Linked DNA regions of Mus musculus: regions 2 and 3 are each linked to region 1. The links are chromatin loops, found by intact Hi-C in ENCODE. Cell type or tissue: heart. All regions are shown on one strand. Links, peaks and the distances in the headings refer to the core of each region. The heading gives the core; the rest is flanking DNA.

What was found. Peaks named below come from ENCODE experiments on the same cell type or tissue, not always from the same donor. Only the 100,000 strongest peaks of a DNase experiment are listed, where the experiment ranks them.
Region 2: it touches region 1 in a loop (1.8-fold over the local background); 2 of 42 quality-filtered maps call a loop at or near these places.
Region 3: it touches region 1 in a loop (2.3-fold over the local background); 4 of 42 quality-filtered maps call a loop at or near these places.

The regions. Positions count from the first base shown.
Region 1 is chr15:28,062,611-28,073,335 of GRCm38, forward strand. It overlaps Gm31458 (a long non-coding RNA gene), which reads right to left and starts at 4,051. Exons shown (of 3, transcript XR_001781717.1): 1 at 4,016-4,051; 2 at 1,646-1,762. In heart, for the core only: a CTCF peak has its summit at 4,970 (motif pointing left); a DNase peak (open chromatin) is centred at 4,071; H3K4me3 peaks cover 854 bases.
Region 2 is chr15:28,149,292-28,160,016 of GRCm38, forward strand. It overlaps a transcript of Dnah5 not described here. Among named protein-coding and RNA genes, the nearest start is that of Dnah5, 49 kb to the right of the region's middle. In heart, for the core only: a CTCF peak has its summit at 5,732; a DNase peak (open chromatin) is centred at 9,780; H3K4me3 peaks cover 2,167 bases; H3K27ac peaks cover 2,041 bases.
Region 3 is chr15:28,177,930-28,185,929 of GRCm38, forward strand. It overlaps a transcript of Dnah5 not described here. Among named protein-coding and RNA genes, the nearest start is that of Dnah5, 22 kb to the right of the region's middle. In heart, for the core only: a CTCF peak has its summit at 4,274 (motif pointing left); a DNase peak (open chromatin) is centred at 4,112; H3K4me3 peaks cover 556 bases.

The sequences.
Region 1 (10,725 bases), core at 1,527-9,526:
ACTGGAGTTACAGATGGTTGTTAGCTGCTATATGGGTGCTAAGAATTAATCCTGGATCCCCTGCAAGAACAATCGGTGCTTTTAAGCCCTGAATTCTCTCTCCAGACCCTCACTCTTTGTTTAAATCTCCTCTCCCTGCCATGTGGGTGTTTGTCCACGTAGTGACTGACCTGCATGTTGCCTCTCACCTCAACAGTACAACCTTTTCCGTTCTTTGCCCCATTCTTCTTGTCTGGGCTGTTGCTGAGATGTGTAGCTTGCCTGCCCTGGGGTTTTCACTTAAATTCCAAAAGCCTTGTCCTCGGTTTCCTCTTTCAGTCTGTTCCCAAACTCTTTTGCTAATGAGACTAAGACCCCCAAGAGGGAAAACCAATTTTCTTTGTGTCATTTTCCTCCAATGCCATGACACCATCAGAATTTGTATGGATGGCTGAATATTAGTAGTTTGTTAGCTTTGTTTTTTGTTTTTGTTTTTGTTTTTAATCCTATACCCCATGCAGACTTATAATGAATGCTTATGCTAGGATTAGTCTCTCAGGGTATCTTAATTTCTTTTCTATTGCTGATAAGACACCATGACCCAAGCAATCTATAGAAGAAAGAGCTTATTTGGGGCTCAAAGTTTTAGAAGGCTGCAGTCAATGACCATCATGGTAGAGAACAAGGCAGTAGGCATGCAGGCAGGCATGGCACTGGAGCAGTAGCTGAGATCTTACATCTTGAGACACAACCACAAGGCAGAGTAAGTTGGCTGGGAATGATAGGGGCCTTTGAAGCCTCAAAGCCCGCCCCCAATGACACACCTCCTCCAACAAGGCCACACCTCCTAGTCCTTCCCGAACAGTTTCACCAACTGGGGACCAAGTATTCAAACATAGGAGCCAAAGGGGGGTCATTCTCTTGTAAACAACTTCACATGGCAGTCCCAAAAGCAGACTTTCAGCCATCATGATAAGCACCCTTCTTGGGTCCCGTAATTATCTTTTAAATCAATGCCCACATTCTTTCCTTCTGTCACTCAATAATTACTTCATGCCAGTCACATGCCAAATAATATTTTAGTCATGGGCTGGAGAGATGACTCAGCGGTTAAGAGCACCAACTGTTCTTATAGAGGTCCTGAGTTCAATTTCCAGAAACCACATGGTGGCTCACAACCATCTGTAATGGGATCTGATGCCTTCTGGTGTGTATGAAAAGAGCAATGGTGTAATATACATAAAATAAATAAATGAATCTCTAATAAAAAGTGCTAGTCATTATTTTTACATTACTGTGGTTTTGTTTTTGTTTTTCTGACCGGAAATAAGATCCCTAGCTGTCTTTCTATCTTATAATCAGTAGCATGATTACCACTTCACACAACAAGGAAAGAGCCAAGGACTTTCTTCTCAGCCCCTAAACCAGGGTTGTCCACAGGTCCACTACACACGGACTACACCTTTTGGAGTTCTATCGTACAGAGATATTAAGGGTCTTGTCCTAAGGTGTCAAGGAATGTAGTGCTGGCCGTGCATCCTTAAGCACTGAGGGCACGTTTTGAGAGTGGAAGTATGACTGAGAACGAGAGAGCAGTGGGGTTAACCTCTGGTGGCCACTGAGATCGCTGTGCCAGTGAACTAACTGTAAAAACCCAAGGAAGAACCTGTTATGTGGAACAAATTCCAAGTTAGGCAGCGGTAGTTCAGTTGGGCGTGACGACACAGTCATCAGGGTAGCAGGGACCTTTTGATCTGAAGAGACTCTGGAAGCTCCTTTCCATCTACATCCCAGACAGAAGAAAAGGAGATGTCAGTGGAATAGCAAAAGATCCCCCCAACCCCACCCCCAGAGCTAAGAGCCTTCTCCAGGAACTCTTTCCGGGGCTCCTATCCAAGTTACGCTTGCATCTCGTTCTCCACCCTGCAGTTGGAATAGTGTGCTCCACCAGCTCACAGTCCCCACATCCCACCCTCCAGGACTGGACTGAAGTCTGATGACACTCACGCTTCCCGGCTGGGGTGAAGCTCCCTGTTGGCTGATCTTTGCCCTGCACATTCCTTTGAAGTCAAAGCCCATCCGACTTAATAGAAAGTGTTTGAAGTATTAATTATCATGGCACTTTGAGTCTTGAAAGTAACATTTTTTCCCCCTCATTTCAAATGAAAAAAAAAAACCCATGAATATTTAAACTGTCTTTGTCTGGTGCTCCTTGCTTTCTGATCCCTCCACTCTCCTACCTCATTCTAAACCTGAGTTCTTAGATTAATTTTTAATAGTGACAGTTCAGGAAGGAACAGCTGTGTTTTGATGAAGTTGCACTCTTTCTGCTGAGTTCCCTCATGCCTGACCTCTGGGATCTCAGACGGTGCTTTCTTTATGTGTCTTTTTGGACAAACCCAGGACTTAAGAGTTTTGTTCCCACCCATGGAAGGAGTTACAGAGGCAAAATTTGGAGCTGTGAAGAAATGATGGACCATCTAGAGACTGCCATATCCAGGGATCCATCCCATAATCAGCTTCCAAACGCTGACACCATTGCATACACTAGCAAGATTTTGCTGAAAGGACCCAGATATAGCTGTCTCTTGTGAGACAATGCCGGGGCCTGGCAAACACAGAAGTGGATGCTCACTGTCAGCTATTGGATGGATCACAGGGCTCCCAATGGAGGAGCTAGAGAAATTACCCAAGGAGCTAAAGGGATCTGCAACCGTATAGGTGGAACAACAATATGAACTAACCAGTACCCCGGAGCTCTTGTCTCTAGCTGCATATGTATCAAAAGATGGCCTAGTCTGCCATCACTGCAAAGAGAGGCCCATTGGACTTGCAAACTTTATGTGCCCCAGTACAGGGGAACACCAGGGCCAAAAAGTGGAAGTGGGTGGGTAGGGGATTGTGGGGGAGGGTATGGGGGACTTTTGGGATAGCATTGGAAATGTAAACGAGGAAAATACCTAATTAAAAAAAAAAAAGAGTTTTGTTCCTGACTAAATCAGCCACCTAGTTAATATCTAATTTGAATTTATAGAAACTTATTCCCGAGAGGAGTTCTAAAGATACTGTATAAAATCTGGCACAGCTACAAATAAATAGGTTAGCTCAGGGCTAACTTGCCGGGCAGATTTTTCCCCCTCCAGTGATGTATAACGAGCAATCTCAATTGGACTTCCTCTTCTGATGAATGTTGTGTTGAAGCGTAATGAGTGTTTGTCAGACCCACCACTAGGAGAGACAAAAGCTTTGAGTGTCATTGTGATTAAGCACTGCCATTGTATTTGTTATTTATTTGCTGTTTTTGGAGTGCAGGGCATGGAACCCAGGAACTCACACATGATAGGCAACAGTTCCGCCAAAGTACTCCATCTCTATCACCAGTGTGGTAATGGTAATCTTCCTTCTCGTTTGGTTTACAGTCCCACTATGTAGCTCAGGCTAATGTAGAATGCATTACTTTTGTGTGTCAGCTGGAATTACAGGTGTATCATACCTGGTTCCTGCTGAAGGACTATTTTAAATATATTTCCTGACATTTTTATACTGCTTGTGATATAATGTGAACTGTATGAATATGTTGGTAATTCAATGAAAGCATAATTGTCTAAAACAATAAAATTGCCTGGCTGTTTCCCCAACTGTCCACATACCACTAAGGGAATAAACAGAATCTACACTAACTGGTACAATACCCTTTGTGGATAGATTTTTCCCACTTTCCTTGATAAGTTTGCTCAGTTCTTCTTAAACTCATTTAGTGAGCTTGGAATTATAAGTTTGAGGCCAGCCTAGGGTACCCAGTAAGTTTAAAGCCAGTTGGATTACATAGAAAGGCTGTCTTCTAAAACAAACAAAGACTGCCAATGAGATAACCATAAGAATCCAAAGCAATTTGCTTAGTACACAATTCCTAGCAACAAAAATGCTGTAGACAAAGCCTCATACACAAAACAGGTCCCACCATCAGGATTCTGGGCTCTGATCCATCACTAACGGTTCTGGCTTCTCACTTCATCTCCCCAGATCTTTTTCCCACCTGTGCAAGGTCCCTTCCCACTTCATGAGGACTTTGAAGACTGGAGTCTGTGAAATCCCCCTGGGACCCACCTTTCCTTCCTAGTGATGTCACACAGTGGATATTGTTCCGGATGGTGATCTCATTTCTGGTGTGATCATGTGGACCAATGATTAGCATTCAAGTCAGGTGGGGGTGACAGAGTCAGGCCTAGAGTTATAGAGACAACTACTTGGCAGTAAACTGCACAAAATACAGTTCTAAAATCTAAGCAGGGAAAAGAAGTCAGGGGGCAAAATCAATTTTATTTTTAGTATTTTATTTTATTATTATTTTTTTTTGGCTTTTTCGAGACAGGGTTTCTCTGTGTAGCCCTGGCTGTCCTGGAACTCACTCTGTAGACCAGGCTAGCCTCGAACTCAGAAATCTGCCTGCCTCTGCCTCCCAAGTGCTGGGATTAAAGGCGTGCGCCACCACCGCCCGGCAATTTTATTTTTCTTTTAAGGGAACTTCTACTTGCAAGAGGCAAGATTTTTCAATTTCCATTTTTTTTTGCAAGTCATCAACAAGATTAAAATCTCAACTTGTGTTTTTTGTTTTTGTTTAGCTTAGTTTTGCTTGTTTTTAATGAGAAGGCAATTGAGTTGAAGTCCTTCCAAATTAAAACTAAATGTCTTTGAGTTTTGGGCTGGCACAGTTGTAGCCCAGTTTGTTGAAATCTTTATTTCTTTTGATTGTTTGCTTGTTTGTTGTTTGTTTGTTTGTTTGTTTGTGTAGCCTTGGCTGCTCTGTTACAAATACCTGCCTGCCTCTGCCTCTGAGACTTGGGATTAAAGAGGTGTGGCACCACTGTCAGGCAGTGTATGTGTATACTTTTGCAAGAAGGTCTGTAAATGTGGTTTCCTTAAAGTTCCCCAGCTATAGAAAAGCCTCCCTTTTAGTGGGAGTTATGGACACACCTCCCCCTACTGGGCACCAAGTACTACTGTGGTTTGTAGTTGGTCTGTGGTGGCCATGGAAGGTGGAAATTACTTAGATGTGTGTGTAGGGGGCTCCATGTGGAGATCAGAGGACAGCTTGTGGGAGTTTGTTTTCTCCTTTCACTGTGTGGGTCCCAGAAATCCAGCTCAGGTCATCAGGTTTGGTGACAAGCACCTTCATCTCCTGAGATAAACTCACTGGCCCAAAGTTCTAATTCTCGTTAAGCAGTTGGGAGAGCCAGGTTTTGATGGCATATGCCATTCACAGAGCATCTGGCTGGCTAATAAAGAGTTTCTACTGGCTTAAATCCACGTCTAAGAATCTTCTCTGGTGGATACCCCTCAGGAGAAAATGCTGTGTTGTATAAAGTAAAAACTGGAAAACCAGAGAGATTGTTCCCTAAAGTGATCTATGCCAAGTATAACAGAAGATTGTGAGAGAAAGGCAGGCTTAAACTGGACAGGGATGACGTACTGGAGACAGAAGCAACAAAGGCTAGTTAGAGGCTACCAATATATTTGTATTTGTCATATGTGGGACACATGCAGCCTTACAAGGTAACAACTTAGAGTACACACACACACACACACACACACACACACACACACACACACACATGCATGTAATAGATGCATGCATGAATGTAGATAAACAAGTTGCACTTTAATATAAGTGTTAATACAATGGGATACTATTTAGATACCAGAGGAACAAACTATTGCTTCATGTAATAATGTGGATCAATATTCCACATGTGATTCTAAGCAAAAGACACTGGAAATATAAAAGGAGAAAATAGATGGGTATGATGGGACATGTCTTTAACCTTAGCACTGGGAAAGAAACAGTAGAAAGGTTCTGGGGCTGGTGAGATGGCTCAGTGGGTAAGAGTACCCGATTGCTCTTCCAAAGGTTCAGAGTTCAAATCCCAGCAACCACATGGTGGCTCACAACCATCTGTAACGAGATCTGATGCCCTCTTCTGGTGTGTCTGAAGACAGTTACAGTGTACTTACATATAATAAATAAGTAAATCTTTAAAAAAAAAAAAAAAGGTTCTGAGTTCAAGGACAACCTGGTCTACAAAGTGAATTTCAGGACAGCTAAGCTGTGGTGGTTGATCAAAGCCAGGAATGTATAACTTGAATGGTGGTATTGGATGCATGAATGAATATATTTTGTAGAGTTTATCCATAGCCACTGAAATTTGTGGGAAAAAATTGGTGTAAATTATACCATAACTGAATTTATTTTCAATACTTTGTTATCGTTGCCCAAGATAGCTCTTGCTTTGTAGCCCAGGTGGACTTCAAACTCTAGCTTTGCCTGGATGTGCCTCCTAAATGTTTAGACTATAGCTGTGTGCTAGCACCCCTAGCTTAGATTTTGGATAAAAGTTAAGAAATAAGAAAGTAAATGAATCTAATATGGCCAGGGAAATACTTAACTTGCCATTGGCTATTTATACATTTTGTCAATGATTAAAACATTGTTTACTTTAACAATGGGAATGAATCCACTAAAATATCTTTCTGTTAAAAACAACAACAAAAAACCAAAAAGGCCAATTGTGGTTGTCTTTAATCCTGGTGTGTGGAAGGCAGAGGTGGGCAGACATCTATGCGTTTAAGGCCAACCTGGTTTATTTAATGAGCTCTCAGTTGCCTAGCGCTACATAATGAAGTTGTGTTTTAAAATAAACAAAAACAAACCTTGAATATGAATATGCTTGCCCAGAGAGTGGCACCATTAGGAGGTGTGGCCTTGTTGGAGTAGGTATGTCACTGTGAGTTTGGGCTTTAATACCCTTGGCCAAGCTGCCTGGAAGCCAATCTTCTCTAAGGTGCCTTTGGAACAAGATGGGAAACTTTCAACTCCCTCAAACCTTGATTGCCCGAACATTGCCATGCTCTTGCCTTGATGATAATGGACTGAACCTCTGAACCTGTAATCCAGTCCCAATTTAATTTTGTCCTTTATAAGAGTTGCCTTGGTCATGGTATCTGTTCACAGCAGTAAAACACTAACTAAGACAAAACCCAACAGAAAAACAAAAAGCAAAACAAAAAAAAAAAACCACGGTAGATTAGGTAAATTATTCCCACATATTTCTTGGAGAGAACATATATCAAATAATAAAAAAATTGAAACACTTAAAACTGTATCAAACCATTATTATTGTGTTACATAATATGTGAACTGTATCACTATATGTAAAATTAAATATGGTTTTAAATTAAAAACTAAAATAGTTGGGATTAGAAAATGGCTCAGTAGTTAAGAACACTTACTGCTCTTCCAAAGGTTCTGAGTTTAATTCCCAGCAACCACATGGTGGTTCACAACCACCTGTGATGAGATCCAACGCCCTCTCCTAGTGCGTCTAAAGACAGCTACAGTGTACTCCTACAAATAAAATAAATAATAAAATCTTTAAAAAAAAATAGTGATTGAGGAATTTTCCAGAATGGATGAATGATAAGAATCTACAGAAACTGAAACATGTAAAACTAAAGATAAGTAAAGCTATTCACTTCCATTCATAAATTTAATCTGCCACAAAAAGACCAAAATGGAGTTAAGTAATAAAAATGAAAACTGACCAGAACTAGAAAAATCAAGGTTATTGAGTAACTAAACATAAAAAGATGGATGAATAATTTTTCCAATTAAACTTTTATCGTGTCTCTTGAAATGTGGCTGCCGCTTCATTATTTTGATACTGTTCACTTGGAAACAAGAGCAAGGTTTTCTCTGATTTCTAAACCTTATGTTCTCAAGTGAAGCTTCAATGAGACTGTGAAGTGTAAAAAGAAGGGCAGTTCATTGTATCAACAGACTATCTTCTTTATCCACTTGCATAACAGTTTGTCTTCCTGAAGTTACTCATTAAATCCCGATTAGGTATTAGATATCCCAGGGGGATATCACCTTTCCTTTCTCCGTAGGAATCCAAAAGAAGGTAAGGTCTTTATAAACTACGGAAAAATGTTTTAAAAAATGAAATCCAGCTTAAAGGTGGGTTGGGGGTGGTGCCTCCCTTTAAACCCAGAGCTCTGGAGGCAGAAGCAGGAGTCTCTCTTGCGTTCAAGCTGAGTTCGATGGTAGCTTGGACTGCAGAGACTACCAGACAGCCAGGGATACACAGAGAAACCCTGACTGGAAAAAAAAAGCTGAACAAAGAAAAGAAAGAAGGAAGGAATGAAGGCAAGAAGGAAGAAGGAAAGAAAAAAGGAAAGAGAAAGAGACAGCGAGAGGAAGGAAGGACAGAGGGAGGGAGAGAGGGAGGGAGGGAGGGAGGGAGGGAGAGAGAGAGGAAGGTAGATTGGAGCCTGTGGGTTGGTGTCAGAGCTACGAGTCACTCTGGGTATTCTGTTCAGTACAGACAAGCGGCCCTGAGACCACAGATTGGAAAAGTAAGTGAAACATTCACCACGGACCTCACGCAGGGATTTTGGTTGTGGTTTATGCAGGGGAAGTGCGGTCATTTCCATTCCCTGCTTTTAAAAACTCCCTCTGAGGTTACAGCCCCCTAGTAACGGTTTCAGCATTTCCAAAGGGAACCACTGGAGTCCTTCCCTCTAAAACAATTAGGACCCCAGGGCACCATCAGTCTTTGAATAGGTCAAAATTTCCATGAAAGTGAACGGAGATAAAGTCACACCATGGAGAGCCCAGCTTGTTTTCAGCAAGCCGCGAACTAAGAGGAAGTTCTGGGTCCCCAGGGAACAGGTGCTGCTCATCCCATTTTCACCACCGATTTTTTTGGAGGGCGGGGGAGGGGCAGTTTTTTTCCTTTGCACATCATTTCTCCCTTCCCTTTCCTTTCTCTAAACCCTCCCTTATCCTGTTTTAATTCATCGCCTCCCCCCCCCATAAACTGCTGTTACATACATATGTGCACATCCATATTTGCTCCTAAATATAACCTTCTGCGTGTGTTTAATGTTACTCGTATGTCTGTTTTCAAGGCTGATTGTTTGGCTTGGACTGACCAATTGGTGAGTTCTTCCTTAGGGAAGACTCCCGCTCGCTCGGTGTTCGTTGATTGCTATTTTACTTTGCACAGTAGTAAAACTTACTTAAGACACTTACCCGGTATTTCCCAAAAGATTAAAGTACTGTGCATCCAGGCAGGCATGGTGCAGAAGGAGCTGAGAGTACCAACCACCTTTAGTTCCTAAGGCAACTAGAAGAAGACTATCTTCCAGGTAGCTTGGATGAGGACCTTAGAGCCCATGCCCACAATGACACACTCCCTCCAACAAGGCCACACCTATTCCAAAAAGATCACCCCTCCTAATAGTGCCACTCCCTGGGCCAAGCTTATTGAAACCAGCAATTAGGCTGGGAGAAAGCTTGAGGGAAGGGCAGGAGATAGAATTGCAGTTCGTTTACACGTGGAGTTGATTCCTTTTTCTTTTTGTCTGTTTTCAATTGTTTATTAACAGATTCAACACAGGGTTTCTTTGTTTAGCCCTGGCTGTCCTAGAACTAGCTCTGTAGACCAGGGTGACCTAGGACTGACAGAAATTCACCTGCCTCTGCCTCCCAATTGTTGAGATTCAAGATGTGCACCACCACTGCCTGGCTGAAGTTGATTTTTTTAAAAAAAAGATTTATTTATTAAATGTATATGAGTACACTGTAGTTGTCTTCAGACATACCAGAAGAAGGCATCAGATACCATTACAGATGATGGAGGCATCATGTGGTGCTGGGAACTGAGCTCAGGACCTCTGGAAGAGCAATTAGTACTAACCACTGAACCATCTCTCCAGCTCCTGGAGTTGCTTTCTTTTGAGAGGATTTCTGCAGTTTTTACTTATGAGTGTACAATCAAAAACTAAACCAAATGGGGCCCTTATGTCATGCTTTGGTGTTTCTTTGTGCATCATGTTATTATACTTGTAGGAATTTTGGAAGTTGGAAGTTGATTCTTTTGACCTCTGGCCTTACAGGTATCTCCTTGTTTATTTCTTTGCATCTTGGCTGGATAGTTTTAACAAGGTCTGCCTTCCTTGTGGTGAAATCCTCTGGTATAAAAGGCCACATCCTTGGTTATGAACACAGCTATCTTGTTTTAATAGGTATAGGTTATTATGATCATTCACCAGGGCTGGCGTTCTCTGCTAACATTATACCCAGCTGTTAGGTTCTACCATCTGCCAGCTGCTTTAATTTTTTGACAGTGACTTGAGTCATGAATTGTTCTGATGCCATGCTATTGTGCAGGCTCCTTTTGAGGGATACCTTTAATAGGTGCATTATTTTTATGTGTATATGTGTGTTCCCGTGTAAGTTCATGTTCACTACATGCATGTAGGAGCCCGTAGAGGCCAGGAGAGAGTATCAGATCCTTGAAGCCAGAGTTACATGTGGTTGTGAGCCAGCATGTGGGTGTCCTCTGTAGGAGCAGCAACACTCTGCAGTGAGCTATCTCAATGGATCTTTGAGGGGCACTTAAAATTATTTTATTTATTTATTTATTTATTTATTTATTGTTTTTTTCGAGACAGGCTTTCTCTGTATAACCCTGGCTGTCCTGGAACTCACTTTGTAGACCAGGCTGGCCTCGAACTCAGAAATCCGTCTGCCTCTGACTCCCGAGTGCTGGGATTAATGGTGTGCGCCACCACGCCTGGCAAAATTATTTATTTTTTTATTATTTTGTATTTATTTTTTTTTATTTATTCATTATTACATGTAAGTACACTGTAGCTGACATCAGACACACCAGAAGAGGGCAC
Region 2 (10,725 bases), core at 2,726-10,725, 88 kb after region 1:
AGAACCAGCAAGCAGCTGGTGGATAGATTATTTGACCTGTTTCTTTGTTAATCTGAGACTGGACCTTGAAGGCACAAACTAAAGCATACAATGTAAAGATAATTTATATAACAAAAACTTGTGCACTTATTCCTTACTGAGAAATCAATCAACCTGGGGCTATGAGGAGACAATTCTATGGGTAAAGTGCCGATAGCACAAGATTGAGAAAATGACGTTGAGCCCCCAACACCCATGTAAAAGATCTGGGTGCACTGGTGAGTGTGTTTTGTTTGTTGGTTGGTTTTGTAGTGTTTTTTGTTTGTTTGTTTGTTTGTTTGTTTGTTTTTTGACAGGGTTTCTTTGTGTAGCTCAGGCTTTCCTGGCATTAGTCCTACAGACCAGGCTGGCCTCAGACTCACAAAGATCCACCTACTTCTGCTTCCTGAGTGCTGGTTTTAAAGGTGTGTCCCACCTCAGTCCTGCCAATGATAGGTCTTTGTAATCTGAGATTTCTGCAACTCAGTGGCCAGCTAGTCCTCCTGAATTAATGAAATCCAGGTTCAATTTGAGACCCTTTCTCAAAATCTAAGGTGGAGAGCCACTGAAAAAGATACTGACATCAGTTCTCTGGGTGCCTCATACACATATGTGGAAACACACACACACACACATCACACAAAGTGAAAACCAATCACTAGACATCTCTAACTACTTGAATAATTTGAATAATGAATGTTTTATTTAGATGGAAAAATAACTTTTGATAAAACAGTCAATATTAATAATAAATTCAGCTATATAATTTTAAAAAGAATGTTTATAATAATGTATTTTTATTTCGTGTGCATTGGTATCTTGCCTGCATGTATGTCTGTGTGAGGGTGTGAATAACAGACAGTTGTGAGCTCCTTGTGGGTGCTGTGAATTGAACCCAGATCCTCTGGAAGAGCAGTCAGTGCTCTTAATCTCTGAGCCATCTCTCCAGCCATATAATTTTTATTAAAATATCAAAGCTCTATCTCTCTGTCTCTGTTTCTTTCTCTCTCACACACACACACCACATTCTGACACACTCTCTAAATTGCTTGTTAGCACTTTTCTATTAGACATTTTAAATCTTAACATGATATGCAGATAATACACTCTCCATTCTTAGAGATTGTATTTCTGGTAATCTGTGATTCTACAAACACAGCAAGATGGCAAAGCCCCTGAGACGACTCTGTAGATTTCTCTTTAGTTAAATTCTTCTGTGGCAACACTTCCTTTATCCCAGTGAAGAAGTCATCTCATTTCTTTAGCTTGCTGTGACATAAGATTTTATTTTGGGTGCCAAGTCCACATTTTAATGATAAAAATACTTTATATTACATTTAGAGGTGTCTCATCGGTTAAGGGTGCTTCCTGCTTTTACAGGGGAGCAGAGTTTGATTGCAAACATCCACATCTGGAGGCTTATAGTCACCTCTCTCTCAAGCTCCTGAGGAAATGAGGCTTCTGGAGGGGGAGGGGGATTCTAATTGGGATGCAAAATTAATGAAAAAAAAGAATAAATAAATGGAAGAAAAAGTGATTAGTCACTATTGATTGAAACAAAAGAGGCAGAAAGGCCAAACAATAAAAATAAAGAATGTAACAAGGTGACAAGGCCATGAGGCAGCTCATGGTAGCTGAGAAAGTGGTTCCTGGAAGACATCATGACCACTCTGGCTGGCTCCTGAATATGCAAATATGGCAGCCTCCATAGCAGCAGCAAGCAGCAGCAACAACAACAAAAGCAAAACAATACAAAAAAATGAGCAAAACCCCCCTTTTCTCTTATTTTTGAGATTATAATTATATAATTGCTTCCTCTCCTTTCTTCCCTCTTGAATGCAGCCATATAACCTTCTTTTCTTTCTTTCAAATTCATGGCATTTTTTTCATTCATTGATATTATTGTTACATGCCTATATGTAAATATAGTTACATAAATACATATATTTACATAAATACAACTTGCATAGTTTGTATAATGTTACTTGTATGTATGTTTCCAGAGCTGACCACTGGGTACTGGATAACCATTTAGTGTGCCCGTCCCTGAGGAAGACTGTTTCTCCTGCTCTCAGTACTCCTTAGTTATCCATAGTTCTTTGGGTTTCCCGCCAACCACTTGAGTCTATCTGTTTGTATTGCCCTTGTTGGCCTCATGCTTGGGCAATCATGATTAGCTTCTGATTGAAGTCCAAGGTTGATGCATCTGACTGAACATGTCTGGTTGTCCTAGAACAGTGGGTATTTTAACTTCTGTAGGGGGCAGAAGGCTTTAGTTGGTAGGAAAATCTTCCAACATAAAAGAAGATTTACATGGAGCATACTGAAGGAAGATAAATGTCCCAGATAACATGGCTACATTCCAGCTAAGGTATGGAAGGGATCGATGGCTCCTTTTCTTTCATTAGAAAAGTGTGACCATTCCCAGGATGCTAGCAGACTGTCATGATGGTTTCCTGCATAATAGAGTAGATTAATTTCTTCAGTGTAAAGCTGTTGGTCTTAATGAGGCAGCTGGTCCAGCTCCTCAAATTTTGCCTTCCAGTGATAGTGTCAGCTTAGATGATGCAACACTGGCTCAAGAGGGATGGAGGAGGATGCTAGGGATGCAGGAAACCCTCAGCTCTTGGCTTCCTTGATCCTGACTGCAGACCATGGCACCATCCAGGGAACCACACTACCTGCTTCAAGAAAGCAGCTCATTTCTTTTCCTAAAAGATTTTGAAGTAAGGCAAAGTCTAACCCCGAATCCTTGGACCTTTCAACAATAGGCTCCTGCTTGGTGCTTTTGTGGTCCTGCATAAATTTGGTTTGCAAAAACAAGCTCTTGAATTTAGGACGACCAACTTTATGAACCATGCATCACATAGGTGTGAAGACCAATTACACAGAGTTGCAACATTTCAGATCCGAGAAGTACTGATCTAGACAATGACTTCATTTTTATAAAAAAGATAGGCACTTTGTGGAAATGAAAACAAAGGCAGACTCATTAAAAGCCACGTAACTGTTGACTGGAACAATGCTAGACACCAGGTCTTTTTGTGTTATATTTTAATATATTGTAAAAATTATATTTTTTTTCCTGCGAGTCTGATTTTCAGAAAATAAATACTTAACACTGCTATGTCAGTTCCCTGCAGTTCTATGAATTTCCTTAGTTTGGGACATCACTACAGCTGTAATGTAGTAATCCTTTTTCTATTTTACAGAAGAATAGGAGGGTAATAGAAAGAAAAGAGATAAGTAGGTAAAAAGACAGACAGGCAAATAGATACTACCCAATAGAATTTTGTTAACTGTGTTGCTCACATCATTTTCAGGTGAAACTTTCATTGTTTGTTACAAATCATGAGCTGACAAGTATCAAAAAACAAGAAAGGAAGTAGCAGTTTATAAATCATTATTTACATTATAAAACTTTGGAGTGGCAGAAGTCTTCTGTAGAGCTCACTCACTTCATTTCATCTTCTTTCTTTCAGCTCTGCTTCTACTAGAGAGACAGAAACTGTAAATAGTTTACAGCCTCCCTTCAAGCCATGGGTGGCCATTGACGTGAGTCTTAAGAGGGCAGTACCCAAGAGAGCGAACAGTCAAATATTAATGGTGGACAGGTATGACTAATGAAGGTTGGGGGCTTAGTCCTCAACCAAGGAGGTTTGCTCTAGCTTCGGGATCATGACCAACACCAGGCAGACCTCTGAGGCCAGCCTGGTCTACAGAGTGAGTTCCCGGACAGCCAGAGCTACACAGAGAAGCCCCATCTTGTAAAACAGATAAACAAAGGTGGCTGGGTTTAAATGTTTCTAAGGCAATTGTAGGATGCTAACTTTAGTGATGTTGTAATGAGGGCAACTGGACAGTGAGATATACAGCTCCCTGGACAAACTCCATGACCTCTATCCCCAGTTCAGCATCTTCTGTACTTGAATCTGAAAGGCATTACATGGCAAAGATGCCTTTCTTAGGCACAAATTATCTACAAATTCTGATGGTTGGAATGTCTGTTTTTTTTTGTTTTTTTTGTTTTTATTTTTACACACACACATACACACACACACACACACACACACACCCCAGCAACCTCACTAGTCCCTAAACAGTCATTTTTACATTTTGTTTGTTCCTGGAGATGGTGAGTGATGGTTAAGGACTTTTTTTTTTCTGGTGAAAATCAGGTTAATCAGGCTTTGTGGACAAACACGTTTCTTTGCTCATCAGGATGTGGGTTGGTCATCACAGCTTTGGTAGCCTTAGGAGAGCTATCCTGTCCAGGATAGTGACAATAATTCACTCAGTATTCCAGGAACCTAAAATGTGGCCCTGGAACTGAAAGAAAGATGAAATTTCAAGACCTATAAGTCATATAAAGTACTCAGAAATTGCTGGTTGTTTGTGAGCCTAGAGGCTGCCTGGGGCTGAGAAAAAAAGAAAAAGAAACCCAGGTATGCCCCGTAGTTAAAACATTCCTGGGAACATCTTGACCATAAGATAAAGGGGACTGTGAGGACATAACAGGGCTATCCAAACTGAGTCAACAACTCACAGAACTCTGACACCCTGCACGTACATGTAATTTTTCTGCTGATGTTTCAATAAGCCAATAGTGTGTTGCTATGCTGAATTCCACACCCCTAAGCCCCTTACCCCATAAAAACCCCTAACTTTCGAGCCTTGTGGCCAACATCCGTTATCTCCTGTGTGAGATGCATGTCGGTCCGGAGCTCCGTCATTAAACGACCTCATGTAATTACATCAAGATGGTCCTTTGTGATTTTTTTTGGGTGCACGCCGAATTGGGAATTGAGTGGGGGTTTCCCCGCTAGGTTCTATCAGAACCAAGCTATAAGTATCAAACACACGTCAGAGTTCTGGATTCTGTAACAGAGAGAGTGAAAGGTACCTTAGGAATTTTATTTTTAATATGTGGCTTTCATTGAACCAATCTAATGGGATAAATGAAACATACCATTAATTTCACTTACTTTTTACTTTCAGAAGGAAATGCAAGCCCACATGTGTATGTAACATGTTCCCTTCATATTGAACAGCGCTGGCCCGGATGAGTGTTGGCTCATTTGAAATGCTTCTACTTTAATTCCTTTCGATGATCCCGTGGAATTCTCACATACCACTGCAGCTCTCACCAAGGGAGAGGGGCAGGATATAGTAAGATCATCTCTGTCATCTGCCAATCAAAAGTCAAGTTTAAACATTTCCACGGATGTCTTAGACCAGTAAATGGTTGTGATAGAAATGACTGACCAGGAAGCAAGGGAATTTAAAAATGCTTCCAAGCTGTGAGAAACTACGCATTCGTCTTAGAACCTTCCAATTTGTTTTAAATATCTTTTCTCTTGGAGCTAGAAACACTTAAAACGTCCTCATTTATACAAATTCCAAGTATGTGGATTAAGCTATAGATGATGCTGGATATAATGTTAATGAGAGCTCTAAAAGAATATGGCTAATTGTCAAGAAATGGCCTTGATTTGGACTTCTGCTCCCCAGTGCGGAGCCTGGTGTCCTGGAACCGAAGCCTGAATGTGCTCTACTGTGGCAGGCAGGAGGAGGGAGCTGGTCCAGGAGGAGCATTGCTTGTCGTCATGGTAACCCCGGGAGCCCCAAACAGCCCTTCACACCGGACAACAAGCAGCCTGAGCCGTCCATAGAGGAAGGCTGTGGCTGAGGACCACAGAGGAAGGGTCTTTGCACCAGGTCGTGGGCACTGCACAGAGTCCCGGGAGCGCCGCGTCATGGACAAACTGGTAATGTGCGCGTTTCAAGTGCGCTCGTGGCTCCCTCGTTCAGACAGCCTAGGGCTCCTGGCTCCGAGGGTGGCAGTAGAAGCGAGGAGGTCTGACAGGCTTTGGGGCTTGAGAGTACATTCATACATTCATGAGCTTTTAAGGCAAGAGCTGCCCTTCCACTCCCCCCCCCCGCACACCTCCCCCCCCCCCTGGGGGGCTTCCATGGGCAGCACAGGGCAGCTCTGCCTATTGGGGCACTAAACGTAAACGTGGGGGCCTCAGGAATCATCTCCCCACCCAGTATCTTCATCCTGTTTTTACCCCCGCTTACCCTCATTGCTAAATGGCCACTGGTGGTCAGACACACGGTTGTTCTGTAGCGCCCACAACGAACATCACAGATATCCAGGTGTGGCAAAGGTCGCCTTTGAGTCGAGTTTGTTGGCTGTTACCAGCTCTCACTAGTCCTTTGTGTTTGGGCAAAAGCAAATGTTTAGTTCCCTTGGAGAGAGAGGGTAGGGCTAGGGTAGGGCTAGGGTACAGCAGGGTTAGGGTTAGGGTTAGGTTGGTTTAAAGATAAAAGCCCCACTGGGTGATTTCCTAACCTTTGCACAGCAGGCAAGATGCAGAGGGCAAGATGTGCAAGCAAACCAGTTCTCTTTTCATTTGGTTTGCTCCTTTTAAGTTGTAGGTCTTTTATTTGTTTTTCTTTGTAGCTGGGGATCCAACTTAGGGCTCTGTGCATGCATGCAGGCGAGATCTCTCCCAGCGAACTGAATCTTAGCTCTACTCCTTCCTCTCAGTGACCATTGCAGAGTAATAATAGCATCTAGATAAATTGTATGAGACTCCAAGGAAGATTGCATATGTGTGTATTTATAGTATATATGTTTCATTTAACCATAACATCTGCAGCTACATTACTATAAAAATCTATGTTAATCCATAAAATATGTGGTTTGTTATGGTTTAATAAATGTGAATGCATGCTTAATGAAGAATGGTATATATCTAAGTTCACCTACTTGGGCATTTTCTTCTCTGTAAAATTCTTGATTTATTTTAGTTGACACAATTGTCCATATTTGTCAGGCACAAATGTAAGGTAAGTACTTTACCCCTGAGTCACGGTCCCAGACTAACAGAAAGCATTGTAATAGTAGCTATTGTGGAGTGGCTAAATGAAGCTAAGTGAAGGACACATTTTCTCAGATGAGTATCTTTTCTTGGTTAAGAGAACACAAAGTCTGTTCCTATCAGGTTTCCTGAATACAATGCATTGTTACAAACTCAAGTCATCAACTTGCAGAATAGATGTCTTAACCTTACTATTACATTTAATTGGAATTTTCTACCCTTCCTTTGACCTCTCTCCAAACTCTTGTGAGTTGCTGCCTCCAGAGGATTCTACCCATTCAACATTTTAGATTCTGCCCGAGAAATGTCGCAGAATTTCTCTGTAAATATTTAATACCTTGTTTAAAAGCTGCTGTTTTGTATTGTGAGCATCTCATTATGGGAAGCATGTTAATATTGTTATTGTATAATTTATATATCATAAATACCTAGCATTTATAATAAGTCTATTTCAGCAAAAGTGAATGCTTGGTTCATTATAATTTTTTCAGTGACCCTCTGATTTTCATCAAAATCTGTCAAAGCAAATAGAGACCCTGAAGTGGCAAATGAGGCAAACCCTGGAAACCACAAATGACTCGACTTAAATTTACATGCTGTGAGACCACAAATGCTTTCCAAGTGTTATCTTGTAAGGATGTGTGGCACACACTCCTGTTAGCTTCATCCTGAACTCTTCTGCACTGACAATTGCTTGCTTCAAAATTTCGCTGCTACATCCTTTGCCTCTAATTTTCTCTTGGTGTGAATCTGTGAAGCTAGAGGAGTTAAAATGATCAGGTGTGCTGTTTTAGGTTTGGGTGGTGCTGGGATCTGATCAAGGCCCTTGCACATTCTAGGACTCTTCCAGCCGAGCTACGTTGTCAACCCTTGGGTTTTGTTGCTTCTGGTTTTGGTTTTGTTCTTTGGAGGTGTGTCTTACTGTGTAACCCAGGTTACCCTCAGACTCTTTTTCGTCCTGTCTCAACCTTCAGACAAGAACCTCCATGCACCGCAAATGTTTCTTGTTCAACAGCATAACAAAAAAGCTAACTTGATATGTGTCTTTTTACCTATCAAGTTTGTAAGCCCTCCAGCTTCCAAAACATTGTTGAAAACTATGTTTATGGGCTGCTAAGAAGGCTCTGGGGTGAAGGCACTTAGCACCATGCTTGAAGACCTGAGTTCAAGTTTTCAGGACTCACATGGTGGAAGAAGAGAACCAATTTCTCAAAGTTCTCCTCTGACCTCCACATATGCACTTTGACATGTGTGCACATGCATTCACGGAATAGACAAAAACAAACAAAGAGATGTAATAAAAAGTTAAACTGTATCTTTACAAATTAATGGTGAAAAAATAGGTTTTTAAAGGGATATATTTCTATGAGTACATACAGAATGCAAAAGTAAAAGCATACAACAAAGTACTGCTATCATTTCTAGCTAGTAACTTTAAACAGGATTTTATTTTTTCTTTATTTAAAAACTTCCTTTAATTGCCAGCTGAAGTGGCTCATACCTTTAATCCCTGAAATCAGGAGGCAGAGACAGGTGGAGCTCTTTGAGTTTGAAGCCTTCTTGGTTTACATAGTGAGTTCTAGGACAGCCAGGGCTATGTAGAGAAACCCTGCCTTTTTTCCCCCTGTAATAAATTCATGTATATACAGTTTTGTATCTAGAAAAGGTACATAGGATAATGTTTTTAGGTTGATTGAATATACCAATAATATTTCTACACTGAAGAAAACATATCTGTGATCTCGGTGTTTAGGAAGGAGGCAAGCCGGGCGGTGGTGGCGCACGCCTTTAATCCCAGCACTTGGGAAGCAGAGGCAGGTGGATTTCTGAGTTCGAGGCCAGCCTGGTCTACAAAGTGAGTTCCAGGACAGCCAGGGCTACACAGAGAAACCCTGTCTCAAAAAAACCCAAAAAACAAACAAACAAACAAAGGAAAGGAGGCAAAAGGGGTTTAAGTTTTCAGCCAGCTCGGGCTACATCAGGAATCTTTGTCTTAAAAAACAAAAACAAATAAGAAACATAATATCCCTTCTAGAAATTTACATCCTATGGGAGTATCCTGTGGTAATTACATGATGGATCATATCTTTGTAAATACTTTCTATAATTCTTTGTCTCCCCAGCCAAGCAAGCAGCTTCTAGTTTATGTAAGTCATTGGTGGGAAAGGTTTGCAGGTCAGCGAGAAGAACGGAGAGAGAAACAGAAGCAGGACTCAGTTGTTTTGTGGTAACACCACACAACATCATTCCCTCAGTGCTACTCCGTGTTAGCATTGACCCTAAGCCAAGGTTGACAGGGACAAGATTTTTGGCAGCTCTGGAGAATTATCATCAATACTGCAAAAGGTGTGTTTCTGTGGTTATAGACACTGAAGTAAAAATATAATGCATACGGTGTCATGTTGCTGAAAACTGACCTCATAGAACTTAACCTTCCCTAGGGAGGGCAGAACTCCCGTCTCCCTCATGTCTGGGTAATGGGACTCATGAAGCTGGTCTCAGAATCAGAGAGAAGATCCTGCAAACATAGCTATTTCTAAGAACCGCATCTTTCTTGGCTGCTTTAAGACTCCAGGCGGAAGCTCACCTGTTACATTTTCCCATTTTGTCATGCTTAGCTCTTTCCTGGCTCGGGGCCACCGGGGAGTGTATTTATACCTCTATGCTGTTTGCATTTGGCTTTGTCTTGTGGCCTTCAACAAACAGGTTAAAAAAAAAAAAAAGAGTGGAACGGCTCTAGGTTACTTTATTTAGGAATGAAAGCCAGCGGCTGAACTCGAGCGTAAATCATCTGCCAAGGATATTTTTATCTCCCGGATTGCTTCATCTCCAGGGAACCAGCCTGGAGAGCTGGGTGGCTCCCTTTGTCTGCTCCATCCAGGGCAAGCCCGTCCCCCCAGCCCCGCCCCACCTGTGCTCGGAAGGCCGAGGAGCTGGCTGGCTGGGTGTTTTTCTTTTGCTTTCACTTCTCTCTAGAGAAAATACTTAGAAAGTGAGGCTGGAAGTATTAACTACACTTGAGCAGTTCGGTTCAATTCAGCAAACACTTGTGAAGTGCCGACTGTGTTTAAAGTACAACGGCTCATTCTGCGGAAGAGTCCTTCTCTCCTTCAGTGTCTTAGTAATCTCCCCATTCCTGTCGTCTCCCTTTCTCTTTTTTTCCTCTCCCTCCCTCCATTTTCCCCGCCCTCCCTCGCTCCCTCCTACTCCTCCCACTTCTTTCTGTCCCTTCCCCTCCTTTCAGTCCCTTCCTTTCCCTGCCCTCTCTCCTCTACCCTCTGTCCCCTTCCTTCTCTCCCTCTCTCCCTCTCTTCTCCCTCCTTCACTCTGTCCTTTCCTTCCCATTTTGCTTTTGTCATTTTATTTTTCCTCTTTCCCTTTCTCTCTCCTTCCTCCATTTCTTTGCCTCTTTCCTCTTTTCCTTCATATAGATTGCCTTCTCTCTCTCTCTCTCTCTCTCTCTCTCTCTCTCTCTCTCTCTCTCTGTGTGTGTGTGTGTGTGTACAGCAAGTAGGATTACTTTGCATGCGCATGTTTGCACAGCCAGAGACTGTCTCTTTGTGGTGTTTCTGTAGTTTTAATTTGCATGTGAGTATTGGCCATAGTCTGTCTTTCTGTCTCTTTCTCTCTCTCCCTGTCTCTTCTTCTCTCCCTCCCAGCCCCCTGTGTGTGCACACGCATAGATTTACTTTGCATGTTTGTATATTGGCCAGAGCCTGCCCTCCCCCACCTCTTTCTCTATGGAAGTTTACTTTGTGTGTATGTGTACTGGCTGTGTGTGTGTGTGTGTATGTGTGTGTGCACATACATGCGTGTGCAT
Region 3 (8,000 bases), core at 1-8,000, 110 kb after region 1:
GTCCATAAACTAGGGCCTTGCTGTCCTCTGCCTTGACCAAAGAAGTTTCTCATTGCAGCAAATAAAGGTTTATACAAATATCAGCTGTAGGGCACTTGGGACCATGCTGCCAAACAGCCTGGTGAAGTGGGATATGCTTGGACCCGGGAATCTCAGAGATCTGAGATGGTAGATGAGTAGAGCTGCTCTCTGAGCCTCCAACACCTCTGAGACTTGGTTGCAATGGCGAGGACAGAAGGTACTCAATCACTTAGCATAGCACTTGGAGTTCTCCATGCTAAGGATGTATCTAGACAGCCTTGAGCCTTCAGCCAATGACCTCCCCTTCCTAAGTATTCTCATGCCCTTCTCCTAAGAGGTATATATAATCCTTGGTTCACCCCGAATAAACTGTACGTATTCATATCCACCCCCAATAAATGCAGTATGAACAAGCAGGGGTTGCCTAAACGAACAGCAACGAACCTAAGACTCTTCCAGGAAAAGTCCTTTTCTCTTTTTGGAACTTCACTTCCGGTGCTCAGCACTTGTTCCCAATTAGACTGGATCCCGATTGTCTAGGGCTCAGCCTTCTCCTTCCTGCCTAGCATACAGACGCTTAGGGCAAAAATGTGGACCACAGACCCCATACCTGACTTCCTGCCCAGGTGGTACACCATTGGTGGTGGCTGGGAACCCAGAGAGGAGACTGGGAACCACAGCCTTCCTCCCAGATCCCCGTTTCCCCTCCTGGTCCAGCATTTGATAACCCGAAGGGAAACATGGACTGTGAATTCCCATTCTAACCTTTGCTCTGCCCTTTCCAGTCTGGTCTGCTGTGGGGTCTATAACCCTGCACGCCCCCCCCACCCCTAAGGACTCAGAATGCTGTACCACTGTTCAAGATGCTGAGAATAATAACTGTTGAGTTCTCATTCTTAAATAAGACTGCTATAAGATCTCTTTAAAGGTTCAGGGAATATTATAGAAAAGTATCTATAAAATACAGATGATGGTAGAAGGGCTGTGAAATGCTGTCTCAGCGTTATAACATGGTCGTGGTACTCATGAATTCACAGCATCCATGTTGCCTGCAGAGGGCCTGCCTGCATAAGACCGAACCTGTTGACACTCGGTCATAGATGGGTCATAGGGTCTCATCTCACTCACGGGAGGTATTGGTAGTCTAGAGCTGCTGGGGGACAGGAAGCCACTGGTGAGTCACTCACACTCGGCCTCTAAGACGATCCTTACTTGTTTGGTTTACTAAAGACCCATGTCTCTATGCGAGTCCCTGGTTAGCTTCGTGAGCCACAAGGGTAGAGGGAGGAGCTGCCCGGTGTGAGAGTAAGATGTTAGAGGGTGAAGGAGTTTGTGTGACCAGAATGTGTCATCTACGCATGTAAAACTGTCAAAAAGTAAATTAAGAAAAGGACATATGTACTTAGGTACATATAACACGAGATATGGCATGAGAAGTAAAAAAAAAATGACAAAAATTATAAAGGCATGGTCAAAACAAGAGAGAGGTGGGAGTGACTGCTTTATGGGTCCTTGAAAGCTGGGATCTGCTGGGTCAAGGAGTGTGTGTCCAGTTGAAACTGAAGGCTCTTGTCTTTTCTGCTGTTAAGAATATTAGTAACTGGACCCGTCATGTGTCAAATGTCTCTTTCTTTTAGACGTGTCCTTCCGTTACATTTAGAAGCTGCAACTGGCTGCCATTAGGAATGTCTTCTTCCATGGCCAGGACAGGTTCTTCCACATTCCTGGACTTCCAGTTCACACTGCTCCGGGTGGGGAATGTGTCTTGAGGGCATTGTGGGTAGGAGAAACAGACAGAACACTGACATCTTATATATGAGAGCTACTTCCTGTGGTTTTTAAAACCCACTCAGCATTAAGTACCTACCTCCACTGGCGGGGGATTAAGTCTGCAGAATTTAATACTTAGAGTTCTCTGTCTCTATGCCAGCACGCTGGCTGGCTCCAGAGACTGGTTTACCTTCTGACCTCAGGCTCAGATCTTTTAGTCTCTGTCATAAGCCTCAGGTGATGGGCTGAGCTATTTGACCCTGAGGTCAGGGCTACTGCATCAGATTCTTCTCTAGTGCCCAACATATGACAAAGGGGGAAAACCCCTCAAAATCCTACGTAAGCCAACTCTTGGGACCTTCCTTCCTCAAGTACCTACCAGCTTATGTTTACATGAGTCCAGTCTGTGTTAAGTCCCGTTGACTTGGGACACAGGTGAGAGAACTATGAAGACCCCCCCCTCCACTCTGCATGGAGAGTCTGCAGTGGACAGTATAGTGCAATAGGACAGAGGCAAGGAAGGGTCAGAACTGAATCAAAGACAGGAAGGAGGAAGGAGGGGGCGAGTTTGTAAGATTCCTATACCAACATCTTCTAGAAAAGTCTTAAGATATGAGCAGAGTAGGGCCAGAAGCCAGGGCTTTTGAGACATGTTGCTACAAATTATGTGCTGAGTTCCTTTAGATATTCTTGGAGGTAATACTAGTAATAGCTAAAACTTAAAATAAGCAAGGAAGGAGGGAGGGAGGGAGGCAAGCAAGCAAGCAAGCAAGCAAGCAAACATTTTGGTTTCAGAATTCTGATCCTTTGTATATGAATGCAAGAAGGATGAAACTCACTGATAGATTAATTGTTTAGTATATGTGAGACCCTGGGGGAATGCCCATTTTGGTAGTTTGAATAATATGACCCCCATGGGATCATATATTTGAATGCTGAGTCACCAGGGAGTGGAACTCTTTGAAAGGATTAGAAGGATTAGGAGGTGTGGCCTCACTGGAAGAAGTGTGTCATGGAGAGGCCATGCTAGACTCAGCCCCCCCCCCCCCTTTCTCTGCCTGCAGACCAGGATGTAGCTACTTCTCTAGCACCATGCCTGCCATGATAAATATAACGGACGAATCCTCTGAAACTGTAAGCAAGCCCTCAACTAAATGCTTTCTTTCATAAGAGTTGCCAAGGACATGTTGTCTCTTTACAGCAATAGAACAGGGACCCAGACACCCAGCAATACACAAAAAAGCAAAACAAAGCCCAACAAAAGCCAAACAATAACAAGGGACTTTGGGCTGAGACTGGGCCATGTGCACCTCAGCTCTCTCAGTAAGGCTACAGAGATCCCCTTGAGCATGGGATGGGAAAGAAGTGTGAAGGCTTTGCCCTCAGACTGGCCCTTCAAGTCAGCTTCATGATCTACAGACAGATGCTTTTTCAAGTTGTGGCTTTTCTTCTCTGTTAGATGAAGCCCAGCTGCAATGCTAGGTAGCAGTGAGGCTCCATGAAGATGAAGCAGGCATTTTTCCCTGTTGAGCCAGGGAAAAATTAACTATTTAGAGTTCTCCCCCTATTCTATGGTGCTTTTTACCCACCAGGCCTGAGGAGACTTTCTGCGTCCCCTGAGCTAATGGGATGCATGTGTATAAGATCAGTGCCCCATGGCACAGCATTTCTTAGGAAGAAGCCAGAGTGCTACAGGTTGCATGTTTGTATCTTCCACAAATTAATCCGAGTAAAACCCTCGGCCCCAGAGTATTAGGGAGTGGGGCCTTTGGCTAGTGATGAGTCATGAGAGTTCAGACAGAGCATCGTTTATGAGCAAGGAACCGTTTATGTGCCTTTATGACACAGAGTTGGTAAACACCTTGAGCTTGGCTTTTTAGCCAGCCTCCAGAACTATGAGACGCATGACTTTTGTTTATAAGACACCCAGTCGGGCTGGTGAGATGGCTCAGCGGTTAAGAGCACTGACTGCTCTTCATGAGTTCAATTCCCAGCAACCACATGGTGGCTCACAACCATCTGTAATGAGAGAGAGAGAGAAAAAAAAATCTATGGCCCGGAAAGAGCGGAGCTGAAGAAAGAGAGAGAAGGGAAGGGGGTGGGGGAAGTCACCGAGTCTACGGTGATAAGTTATAGCATCTTATGGGACTAAGACAAGGGCTAGAGGGGTAACAGACACTGGGAATAGACAGGGGAGCGGTGGGTGTCATACATCCTTCACGCTGGAAAGCCTGGGTGACGTCATAGGCGAGCCTCGGGCCGAGCCTCCCTTGCCCCACTGAACACAGAATGAGAAGCTGTGGTTCTTAAGATGTCTCTAGAACTATTGCCATTTTACGTTCACTTATGACTCTCAAAGTCACTGCTGAGGAGCCACCCTGTCCACGTGCTAATGTGAGTGACACCAGGTGAAATGCTCGAAATAAATACCTAAGCAGGCTTGGCCACACAATAGCTTGGAGAGCAGCGCCCTCTTGTGGAGAAGTCTGAAATATTCCAGTGACATAGCTCAGACTTGAAGTTTGATAAAATACATTTGAATTTTGATATTATGACTCTTTGGAAAACACCTTATCTTTAAGTTTTATATAATGAGATGTATACATGCTATGTATCAAGTTATGTATTTATACAGGACAGTATAATTTATGTGAAGTTTATGAACATTATTTTTTCAAGTATAGGAAATCATTGAAATCTCATCAATACCTTAAGGGAAAATGCCCTCATGCCCAATTTCTTGGACAAAGAATTGCATTCTACAGCATTTCTAGGAATCGATGTGAACTGAAGACAGCCAAACATTAGATGGAGTTCGGGGAGTCTCGTGGAAGAGTTGGGGGAAGGACTGAGGGCCCTGAAGGGGATAGGAACTCCATAGGAAGACCAACAGAGTCAACTAACATGGACCCTTGGGGATCCCAGAGACTGGACCGCCAACCAAAGAACATTCCCAGGTTGGCCCTAGGCTCCTGCACATATGTGCCAGATGTGCAGCTTGGTCTTCATGAGTGTCCCCAGACAAGGGGAGCAGGGGCTTACCCTGACTCTGTTGCCCATCTGTAGATCCTGGTCCGATAACTGGGCTGTCTTGTCTGGTCTCGATGGGAGAGGAGAGGATGTGCCTAGTCCTGCAGTGACTTGAGGTGCCAGGGTGGATTGGTACCCAGGGGGGACCTCCCTCTTCTCAGAGGTGAAGGGGGTGCAGGAATGGGGGGAGGGGCCTTGTGAGAGGTGGACTGGGAGGGAAGGGAGCTGCAATAGGGATGCAAAGTGAATAAATAAATTAGTGGAAAAAATAAACTTGAGGACAAGGAGTGCTCATGAGCACTTGGAATTGAATGAGGATTCCTATTATGTCCGATACTTAGTAGATCAAGGAAAGGGCTCATGAGAAGGCTTTGTTTTAGTAATGGAATAGAAGAAACTAGAAGATTTGCCTCTGTCCATTTAAAGATTGGTGGGAATGGTTTTTAATTTGATTCCTGGTAATCCATAAACCTACAAACTCCACAAATCCGTTCTAATATTGCTAACATTTCAAAGCATTGAAGGCTTTAGGATCTTCCTCTCCTTCTCTTCCTTCTTTCTTCTTCCTCCTTCCCTCCCTCCCTCCCTCCCTCCCTCCCTCCCTCCCTCCCTCCCTCCCTCCCTTCCTTCCTTCCTTCCTTCCTTCCTTCTTTCCTCCCTCCTTCCTCTTCGTTCTCCTATTCTTCTGCTTCCTCTTCTTCCTCCTCCTCCTCCTCCTTCCTCTTCTTCAAGGCTGGCTGGCAAACAACTTCCAAGGTCCCACTTCTCTTTGTGCTCTCAGCTCTGAGGTTACAGATCTGTACCCCGTGCCTGACTTTTAGGTGGGTGCTGGGATCCAAACACAGGTCCTCATATTTCTGTGGAAGACGCTTCCTCCCAGCCCTGAGAACTTTGCTATCAGAACATGATTTGTCATTGCCACTTGGAGTAATGAAAACAAAACGATAGATATCTTTGCTACCTTGATTGGATATGGTGGTTTTGTGAGTGTGAGTTCATGTATTAAATATGTGTAGTTTTAAAATATGAATTATACTTCAATGAAAGTGTACTTCAATGAAAGAAAATAGTAGAGAAAACCCCAAAATAAAAAATTCCTATCATCTGCAAATAATGGTACCTGATTTGAACTTGAAGTGAAGAATAAACATATACATGAAAGGATACCGACAAATATGAGCTCAAAGCATCTGAGTCAGGGAGTATGTAGGGTCCTGAACTGAATTAAAAGGAACCTGTACTTGGGCACTAAGAGTGAGAGCCTGTCTCTGAATTGAGATGCTGTTAGCCACTCAAGGGCAGCCATCCAGACCCACGCCATTTCCTGGCCCTGGGCGTTCCTTCATCTTTCCTCTTACAGCCATCTTGAATGGGTTATGTTAACAGATCTAAGATGTGTTATGTTTGCAACCTACAGTTCTTTAAGGATATGGAAGTGATTTACCGGAAGTACTTAGCCAAGAGGAGTTCTGGTGAGAATCTAGAATTGATAGTGAGGCAGAAGCCAGAGGCCTCGAAGGAGACCAATGACTCGTGGCAATGGAAATTTGTCAGGAAAGCTGTTTGGGCAAAGGGTACACTGTGTGACACACTGTCGCTTCCATGGTGGGATGTGTACTTTTTGTTTTATATTTGTTTATTTATTGTTTTCTTTTTTTGGAGGGGGTTGCAAGGGCAGAGGGTGGGTATGGAGGGACATGGAAATGAGTGGGATTGGGGTGTGGCATGTGAAATTCATCAATAAAAAAGTTTTTCTTTTTTATAAAAGAGGAAATATTTAACCAAATGCCAGCTATTTGATTAAGTTATGCTCCAAGTACCTACCGAGGGTCTGGAATGAAATCTAGTTTCTCTGGTACGATGTAGAGGCATCAAGGAGGAGGAGGGATTGATTTCCTCCTTATAACATTCTCTGAGAAGACGGGGACCCGTGTGACTTTTGTGCTTTAAAAATGCATTGACATTTTCTGTGTTCTAGTGCTTGGTTTTATCAACCACCCATGGCACTATAAAGGAAAAAGAGTGCTCTAGAGAATATAAAGTTTAACATTGTTCAATTAAAACGTTTTGTCAGCACGCCCCTTTCTTCTGGCTCTTTTGATGTTGCCTGTATTTCTAGTTTACCCATTTTATTTTGACACAACCTCTAAGCATTCTGTTATTCTACACGCATAGTAGATTATACCTTGTCTAAGTTAGGGCTTCTTCTTCTTCTTCTTTTTAAAAAAATATTTATTTATGTATTTATTTTATTTACATGAGTACACTGTAGCTGTTTTCAGACACACTAGAAGAGGGCATCAGATCCCATTACAGATAGTTATAAGCCACCATATGGTGGCTGGGAATTGAACTCAGGACCACTGGAAGAGCATTGCTCTTAACCACTGAGCCATCTCTCCAGCCCTAAGTTAGGGTTTCTATTGATGTAATAAGCACTATGATCCGAGCAACTTGGAGAGGAACAAGTTAATTACCTTATAACACTCAGGTCAGGCTTCACCACTGTGAGAAGTCAGGGCAGGAACCTGGAGGCAGGAATTGAAGCAGAGGTCATGGAGGAGCACAGCTTATAAAAATAAAAGGCTGTCTTCTTCCAGACTGTTTGTACGGGCAGGGAATGCATGCCACCTTTGTCTACTCCTTAGAAGGGTTGCAGATGAAAGGCTGGCGAATGAGAGAAAGAATTGTGAATTTATTTAGTAAGAGAGGTTTGATATGATGTAGGAACCTTCACAAGTAATGGCCCAAAGATTCAGGAACGTTTCTGTTTTGGGAGGCTGAGGAGACAATTTAGTCAGTCACCCTCTTGCTTTGTTAACAGGAGGACCTGAGTTCAACCCCTAGAATCCATGTTAAAAAAAAGCTGATCATGGTAGTGCACACCTGTAATGCCACTGCTAGCCAATTGGAGGCATGAAGACCCTTGGAGCTCACTGGTCATAGCAGTGAACTGGAGACAGGTGGACCCTTGGGTCTCTGGTCAGCCAGCCCATCCTAACCAGCGAGACCCTGACACAAAAGAGGTGGCTGGTGTTCCACAGGAAGAGCCGTGAGAATGTCCTCTGGTCTTCATGTGTACATGCCTACTCATTCATGCTCACATGTACGTCCATGTGTGTACACATACATACATGCACATGCATCCAGATATCCCTAAAAACAGCTTCCTGTTTTTG